3 separate regions of the Homo sapiens genome follow, and all the other regions are linked to region 3. A link is a loop called in an ENCODE intact Hi-C map of the cell type or tissue named here. Cell type or tissue: K562. All regions are shown on one strand.

Region 1 (2,500 bases), 150 kb before region 3:
TCCTCCTTTCCTCTGGGGATATGAACAAAGAGGGGCAGGGGACAAGCAGATCCCCAAACTGGGGCCAGCTCCAGGCGGTAGCTGTTGGAAAATGGGGCTGCCTCCGCCAGCACTTATTGTCCACCACTGCCCATGTCTGGTGGCTGCAGTTTGAGCTGCTCTGAAGCCTTTTGAGGCCACTGGGAGAGGCAGCCTCCTAGCAGGCCTGCCTCAGGAGGAGGAAGCAGATTGCTAAGGGAACAGGGTGGCTGGTGCTTGTGAATGTTACTTCCGTGATGGGACTGTGATTCTCGTTCTTATTTAGTTAATATCATGTCCAATTTCATTTTCAGCTTGTCTCAGGTGAATATTTTATATATTTAGTGAAACCTCACCAACCTTGAAGTCAGGAATTTTGTAACTCCAGTCATTTGGAACCGAGTGAAGGAACCTAAAGGAAAGCAGAAAGAGGCCAGGCGCGGTGGCTCACGTCTGTAATCCTAGCACTTTGGGAGGCCAAGGCGGGTGAATCCCTTGAGGTTAGAAGTTCAAAAACAGCCTGGCCAACATGGTGAAACCTCATCTCTACTAAAAATACAAACATTAGGCCGGGCGCGGTGGCTCACGCCTGTAATCCCAGCACTTTGGGAGGCCGAGGCGGGCGGATCACTTGAGGTCAGGAGTTTGAGACCAGCCTGGCCAACATGGCAAACCCCATCTCTACTAAAAATACAAAAAAATTAGCTGGGCATGGTGGCACACACCTGTAATCCCAGCTACTCAGGAGGCTGAGGCAGGAGAATTGCTTGAACCCAGGAGGCAGAGGTTGAGGTGAGCCGAGATCGCACCACTGCACTCCAGCCTGGGTGACAGAGCAAGACTCCGTCTCGGGGGGGAAAAAAACAAAAAGCAGAAAGAGTAGCTTTGAGACCCTAAAGAGATACGATATTTTGGGGTATGCTGGGGTATGTTCTTGATTTATTACAGAGGTCCTTGGGCTTCCATGTAGAGCTTCTGTGCTCTTACTTTAGCCACATTTCTAACAAGTTTGGTTTTCTGCTTTTTTAGTTCACTAGATTTAGAAGCAACAAACTAGGCTGCTAGGTATACGTTCTGGGAGAACATCTAGAAGTGACAGCTGACAGCCTGACAGTAAGGGAGGAGACAGAGCATCTATAAAAAGCTCGGAAGACCAGAGCTGTCTTATATACTGTATAAGGCAGAGAGCTCTGAGCCTGTTGCAGCCTGGAGCGTGTCCCGAGAGGCAGTGTGGCAGGACGCCTGGCCACAGGAGTGACCTGAGCCATTCAGACCCCAAAGGCAGGCACACGAGGAATCCCTTAGAGAGATTTGAAGAAAAAGAGTTGAATACTAGTTATCTGAAATAATTTACATATATAGAACCCTTGTTTTCCTTGGGATACTAAACACATAAAAGAACTCCCCCTTTCTCTCCATGTCTCCGTTCTCCCCTTCTCTCCTCCCCTCTTTCTCTCCTTCTCTCCTCCCCTCTTCCTCTCCCCCTTGCTTTCCTCCCACCCTTTCTGCGGCCCCTCCCCTCCCGACTCTCCTCTCCCCCACTCCCCTCCCACCTTGCTCTCTCCCTTTCCGTTTTCACTTCCCCTTTTACTTCCCTCCCCCACTCCTTCTCCCTAACACAATACAGCGTCCCTTTTTTTTTTTTTTTTTTTTGTCTTTGAGGTTCACATATATGCAGTGAGTTGCTGGTGAAAGTTTAACAACTGGCTCTCATGGGAGAAAAAAATCCCTTGATTCGGCCGGGCGCGGTGGCTCACGCCTGTAATCCCAGCACTTTGGGAGGCCGAGGCGGGCAGATCACGAGCTCAGGAGATCGAGACCATCCTGGCTAACATGGTGAAACCCCGTCTCTACTAAAAATACAGATTACCTGGGCGTAGTGGCGGGCGCCTGTAGTCCCAGCTACTTGGGAGGCTGAGGCAGGAGAATGGCGTGAACCCGGGAGGCGGAGCTTGCAGTGAGCCGAGATAGCGCCACTACACTCCAGCCTGGGCGAAAGAGCGAGACTCCCGTCTCAACAAAACAAAACAAAACAAAACAAAACAAAAAAACCCTTGATTCACAGCAGCCCAGTTTCCTTAGTGTAAGTCCTCGCCATGGTTGATTTCAGGTGACCATTGTGAAGTCCCTGGGGAGGAGCAGGGACAAGTACTTCCTCCATACAGATGCAGGAGATGGAAGTAACCTTAAGAGCGTAAGAATAGGCAGATAACACCAAATAATCAGAAAGTCATGTTTTGAGTATTTACAACTTTATTATATAATTACTCTTCTTATACAATTATATAATTTAATTTAAAAATTTAGTAACATTTAACTCAATGTATCAAAAATATTATCATTTTAACATATCGATAGAAAATTATTATTATTATTTGAGACAGATTCTCACTCTGTAGCCCAAGCTGGAGTGCAGTGGTGCGATCTTGGCTCACTGCAACATCTGCCTCCCAGGCTCAAGTCATTGTCCTGCCTCAGCCTC
Region 2 (2,500 bases), 170 kb before region 3:
GGCGAGGGCAAAAGTCAATCTGTGTTTTTGTTACTGTAGTCATATCACATTCTTGCATCCTTACAGCTTTATGTCAGTGCTGTTGGAAAATACACCTTTCTTCATTGACTTACTTGCTCCAAACAGGAACTGAAAGGTGGTAATGGTAGCCAATTGACTTTGAAGTTTAGGTTGACAGAATTCTTTTGCAAATGTGATCTTCCCTGAGTCCCACCCACTGTCTTTTCCTTTGCTCCTAACGTGCCCCTGCTACACTAGTTCTGCCTGCTGTTCTCATCTCTGTGGGTACATGTTTGCTTTTGCTGTCTTCTGTTTGTCCTTTTCCTCTCAGCCTAAAACAACCTGGCAGCCCCTGGTCTCCCTCGCCTAGCCCACAGCTCTCTGTCAAGAAGTCTCTTTCTAGATGGAGGGAAGAATCAAATCTGAATTTTATTTTCCATGTGGCACATGCTTTGGCCACATGGTTTACTTTGTAGTGCATGCTCTTGCTCTTGTTTCCTGCACTGGGCTAGTTCAAGCCTTCACCTGTCTTTTCAAGGCACCTCTTCTGTTCTCTGCCCTCCCAGTCTCCTCCTCTGCAAGCTAGACCAGCCACCCTCCAGGCACTTCATTCACGACACCCCTTTCTTGGCTGAGTTTTCAACCTCTCTGGCCCATTCATTTCAGCATATACACAAGTTGAAGTCTCTCTCTTCTGTTTAAACCACCACCATCCCCCACTACCACACAAATACCTTCCCCTCCTCCGCCCTGTATTCCCCCACCGCACATGCCGCTCCGTCTTTCTCCTTCCCTTTCTGGGTTTTTCCTCTTTTGCCTGCTCTTCAGTGATGACATTTCTCTGTCTTCGGGCCCTGGCTCTCTGTTTTTTTTGTTGTTTGTTTTGTTTTGTTTTTTTTTCCTTCACTCCTGCGTGCTGTTTTTGGATGATAAGACCCTTCCTGTGGCTTTAATTGCTGTCCATATGCGGACAACGTGTGACTCTGTATTTTTAGCCCTGATCTGTTTTCTGAGTGCCAGATGTATTCAGACAACTTTGAAATGGACAGTGCCACTTAGTACCCCAGAGAAACCTCATATTCAACTGGTCTGAAAATGAGTTTCTCATCTTCCTTAGGAAACCTGCTCCTCTTCCTCACTTCCCTCAGTGGGCGGCAGGCGCTGCTGTGCACAGTTGTCCCAGCCCAAGATTACGTGGCATGCTTATCTCTTGCCTCCTCCTTGCTGTCACACCCAGGAGTCACAAAGTCTTGTTGATGCTCCTACAGCTCTGGAATATGAGTCCCCACTGGTCCCTGCCACTGCCTTAATCCAGCTCCTTGTAACTTCTCACCTGTATAATAGCAATGGTCACTGTAGTCCAGTTTCTTTCAAATTACGGCAACCACTCTTTCTGCTACTGCACCCTCCACCACTGCTGCTATTGTTTCTACTACTGCTGGGACTAACCCAGCTCTCAGGTGACAGCCAGGAGATTTATGCATCTTACCTCATACCATCAATCCTCCCAACAACTTTATGAAGGAGATGGTGTTATCTTCATTTCTTCATTTTTTGGAGAAAGCAGCTGAGATCTGAGAAGTTGTCCCTTGTCCTTGTCCAAGTTCACACTGATTCCAAAGTCACTTAGCTATGATGCTCCCATTGCTCCCAGTAGCTCCATTTAAGAAGTGCTGATTGCGGCCGGGCGCGGTGGCTCACGCCTGTAATCCCAGCACTTTGGGAGGCTGAGGCGGGCGGATCACGAGGTCAGGAGATCGAGACCATCCCGGCTAAAAAGGTGAAACCCCGTCTCTACTAAAAATACAAAAAATTAGCCGGGCGTAGTGGCGGGCGCCTGTAGTCCCAGCTACTTGGGAGGCTGAGGCAGGAGAAGGGCGTGAACCCGGGAGGCGGAGCTTGCAGTGAGCCGAGATCCCGCCAATGCACTCCAGCCTGGGCGACAGAGCGAGACTCCGTCTCAAAAAAAAAAAAAAAAAAAAAAAAAAAAGAAGTGCTGATTGCAAACCTTGTCCTTCATGGGTGCTAATTTAATCCTCGCAGTAACTCTGCAAGGTAGGTGAAGAAACTGAAGTACAGGGAGTTTGAGCTGCAGGCCTCCGTCAGAGGCCACATGGCGGGCAGGTGGCAGGGTCTCTGGTTCCTGGGTTGGGCCTCCCGCTCTGTCCCTGCTCCAGCTCCCCACGGTGCTTCAGAGCCACCTCCATGGGCTGCAGCTAGTGTGTTTTCTAAAATCCAGGTGGGATCTTGTTCCGCACAGCCTTCAGGATAAAGCAGGAGCCCCTTAGCACGTGACCAGGGCTCAGGGGTTTCCCTGCCCCAGTCTCTGGACTTGTCTCTAGGCACCCCCAGCCCTGCTGTTTCAGCTATCAGCTGAGTCCCTAAGGCAGCTCAGCAGGAGCCCCTCTGCCATAATCACCTCCACCCCCTCCCCTGCCCCCACTCCCTAGCTGTCTAGCTTGCACCTGTTCTTAGCCTGGTACTTGGCAGTGCCTTCCCA
Region 3 (2,500 bases):
AAATATTCTGATTTTCTACTACGAACCAAAAGGTATCTGAGACAGGTCTCAATCAATTTAGAAAGTCTACCTTGCCAAGGTTAAGAGCATGCGCCCGGGAGGCAGGTCTGTGCCTTCTTCAAAGATGATTCTGAAGGCTTCAATATTTAAAGGGGAAAGGGTGGACATTGGGGAAAGAGGAAGGCATTTTTTAAAGGTATGGGTAGATAAGAGACAAATGATTGCATTCTTTTGAGTCCTTGATCATCTTTTCACCAAATACACAGTTTACAGGTGAGAGGGGGTTAGAGGAAAAGTCACTTATGCCTTCATCTAGTTCCTTGAATCTGTATGCTTGCATCAGAGAAAGCAATCAGATATGCATTTGTCTCAGGTGAGCAGAGGGAGGGCTTTGAGTTCTGTCCTTTGTCCCGCACCTGTGAAGATAATCTATCAATTTACATTGTTAGGGTGAAATTCAACAGAATTGTTTTAGGATAAAGATCTTGGGGCCCATAAGGAATTTCCTGGTGGGCAAGTGGTGAGGGATGTAGGTAGCTTTAAAAAAAAAATCTTTGTAGCTATCTTATTTAGGAATAAAATGGGAGGGAGGTTTGCCTGATGCAGTTTCCAGCTTGACTTTTCCCTTGGGCTTAGTGATTTTGGGGTCCTGAGATTTATTTTCCTTTCACACTACTCACTAGAAGCAAGAGCAACATCTCTTCGACAGATTGGTTGTGCTTTGACTGTTATTGTCATCCAGAGACCACCGCCTGCAAAAGCTGATTCCATATGACCTGAAAAGTGATTTGCTGTGCTCATTGAGGAAAGGGTTCCCAGGACTGAGTTTCTGGGTGTCTCTCTCTAGGACAAGTGGCATTAGCAAGACCCCTGCAAGTGGCCACTGCTCCCTGTCCACCTGGCACATGCTCGTCACACAGTAGGTCCAGCAAGGACATCACCAAATGTCTGTTGAGTAAAGGGGGAGAAGGGGTGGGCCTATTTTGAACTTGGATGGAGTTTCGATTTCTTCAAGACCTTTCTATGCATGTGAGGTCCTTGCTAGTGTCTTTCTGGAGGCCATGCCTTCTTAAAACAGAGCCTTCCTTGCACTTCATAAGAGATAGTGACATGGATAGACAAAATCTACTGTTTAATAAATTTAGTGTGTCAATCAAATCAGACTCAAAATACAGCCTTCAATCTAAATGACCCTGCCTATAGTTGAGGAAGTGAGGTACATGGTTTAGTTACAGCAGCAGACGAGGCTGAATGTAGCTGTGTGTCCAGGCAGTGGGCCAGGCCACACACTAAAAGGAACTCACTGTATCCTTCAACTGAGCCCAAGCCCAGATATAGTTTCAGCCTGGTCAGCAGTGGCTTCCCCGTGTCCTCTCAGCTAATCCTGGCACGGAGCATGTGGAGCTTGGAAGGCCTACGCAAGATAAAATGCACTCTGGAGCCGCGGTGTATTTTATCACTGCCCGTGCACTCGTTGGGATACCTTGCAAAGGTGCTGATTTTCTAGGACTGGGAACCACACGGGGGGGCTCTTCCTGGAGTGCAAAGATGGCATAGATACAAAATTAAAAACAACTTATGTTCTGAGAATTAGTATCTGGAGAAAATGCAAGCCATTGTGCTACTTACCGTGACTAAAGTCAGTAAGGATGTAAAAAGGAGCCAACCAACTTCAGAATTAACAGCACATGTTTTACAAAATTTCAGAGCTCTTCAATTTAGTTCATTTTTTGCAGATGAGGAAACTGAGGCGCTATGGGAATTAAGTGAGTCTAAAGGGGTCACACGATTTGTAGTAAAACCTTGATTAGAACCCAGATCTTCTCATCTCACATTTTGATGCTAAAAAACAAAAACAAAAAACAAAAAGAACGCAGATTTTTCTAACTTCAGTTCAATTCCTGGACTGAAACTACTTTTTCTTTTCTTTTCTTTTTTTTTTTTTTGGTTTCAAGTGTTACTAATGATACATTTTTTCCAAGATATTTATTCAGGTTTGTTATTTTGAAGTGACAGCCAATTGGAACTTTTTTCCCAAGGATTTTTTTTTCAGGGAAAAAAAAGATATATCACCACCATTGATAAACTATCACCTTCTGAGTTAGCCTTGATTCCTCCTCCTCCCCCTCCTCATCAACATCTAATCTGTCAGGAGGTCCTGTTCTATTGTTGAAATGCATTTTAAATCCATCTCCCACTGTAAAACTTCTGTTACAAGCCATTTCTTGCCTCGACTGTTGCAAAAGCCCTCCCATCCATTCTCCATACTGAGACAGAATGTTTTTTTTTTTTTTAATTTTGAACTTTTTATCTTGAAATCATTATGGCTCACAGGGAGTTGCCAAAAGAAAAATCACTTTTTGGGTAAATGTTAAGATAGTTGTCTTTCTTTTTCTGTGTTCTGTTTTGTATCCTTAAGAAGGATTCAAACCCATCTCTCTCTATATACTACATGTCCCAAATAATACAATGTTGCCCTGATGATAAAAGTGTATGCTCA

What was found. Hi-C counts contacts between places; a loop is a spot of excess contacts. Peaks named below come from ENCODE experiments on the same cell type or tissue, not always from the same donor. Only the 100,000 strongest peaks of a DNase experiment are listed, where the experiment ranks them.
Region 1: a loop joins it to region 3, with 2.1 times the contacts of the local background. A loop is called at or near these places in 3 of 110 quality-filtered maps.
Region 2: it touches region 3 in a loop (2.4-fold over the local background); 21 of 110 quality-filtered maps call a loop at or near these places.

The regions. Positions count from the first base shown.
Region 1 is chr6:150,166,500-150,168,999 of GRCh38, forward strand. The region is part of intron 1 of PPP1R14C (protein phosphatase 1 regulatory inhibitor subunit 14C); the gene reads left to right. Among named protein-coding and RNA genes, the nearest start is that of PPP1R14C, 25 kb to the left of the region's middle. RefSeq lists a silencer at 1,871-1,920. In K562, no CTCF peak of the experiment used is centred here; DNase peaks (open chromatin) are centred at 1,212, 1,542 and 2,152; H3K4me3 peaks cover 1,283 bases.
Region 2 is chr6:150,150,158-150,152,657 of GRCh38, forward strand. The region is part of intron 1 of PPP1R14C (protein phosphatase 1 regulatory inhibitor subunit 14C); the gene reads left to right. Among named protein-coding and RNA genes, the nearest start is that of PPP1R14C, 8.4 kb to the left of the region's middle. In K562, a CTCF peak has its summit at 1,161; DNase peaks (open chromatin) are centred at 724 and 1,214; H3K4me3 peaks cover 912 bases.
Region 3 is chr6:150,319,223-150,321,722 of GRCh38, forward strand. No RefSeq gene overlaps it. Among named protein-coding and RNA genes, the nearest start is that of IYD, 49 kb to the right of the region's middle. In K562, no CTCF peak of the experiment used is centred here; a DNase peak (open chromatin) is centred at 1,352.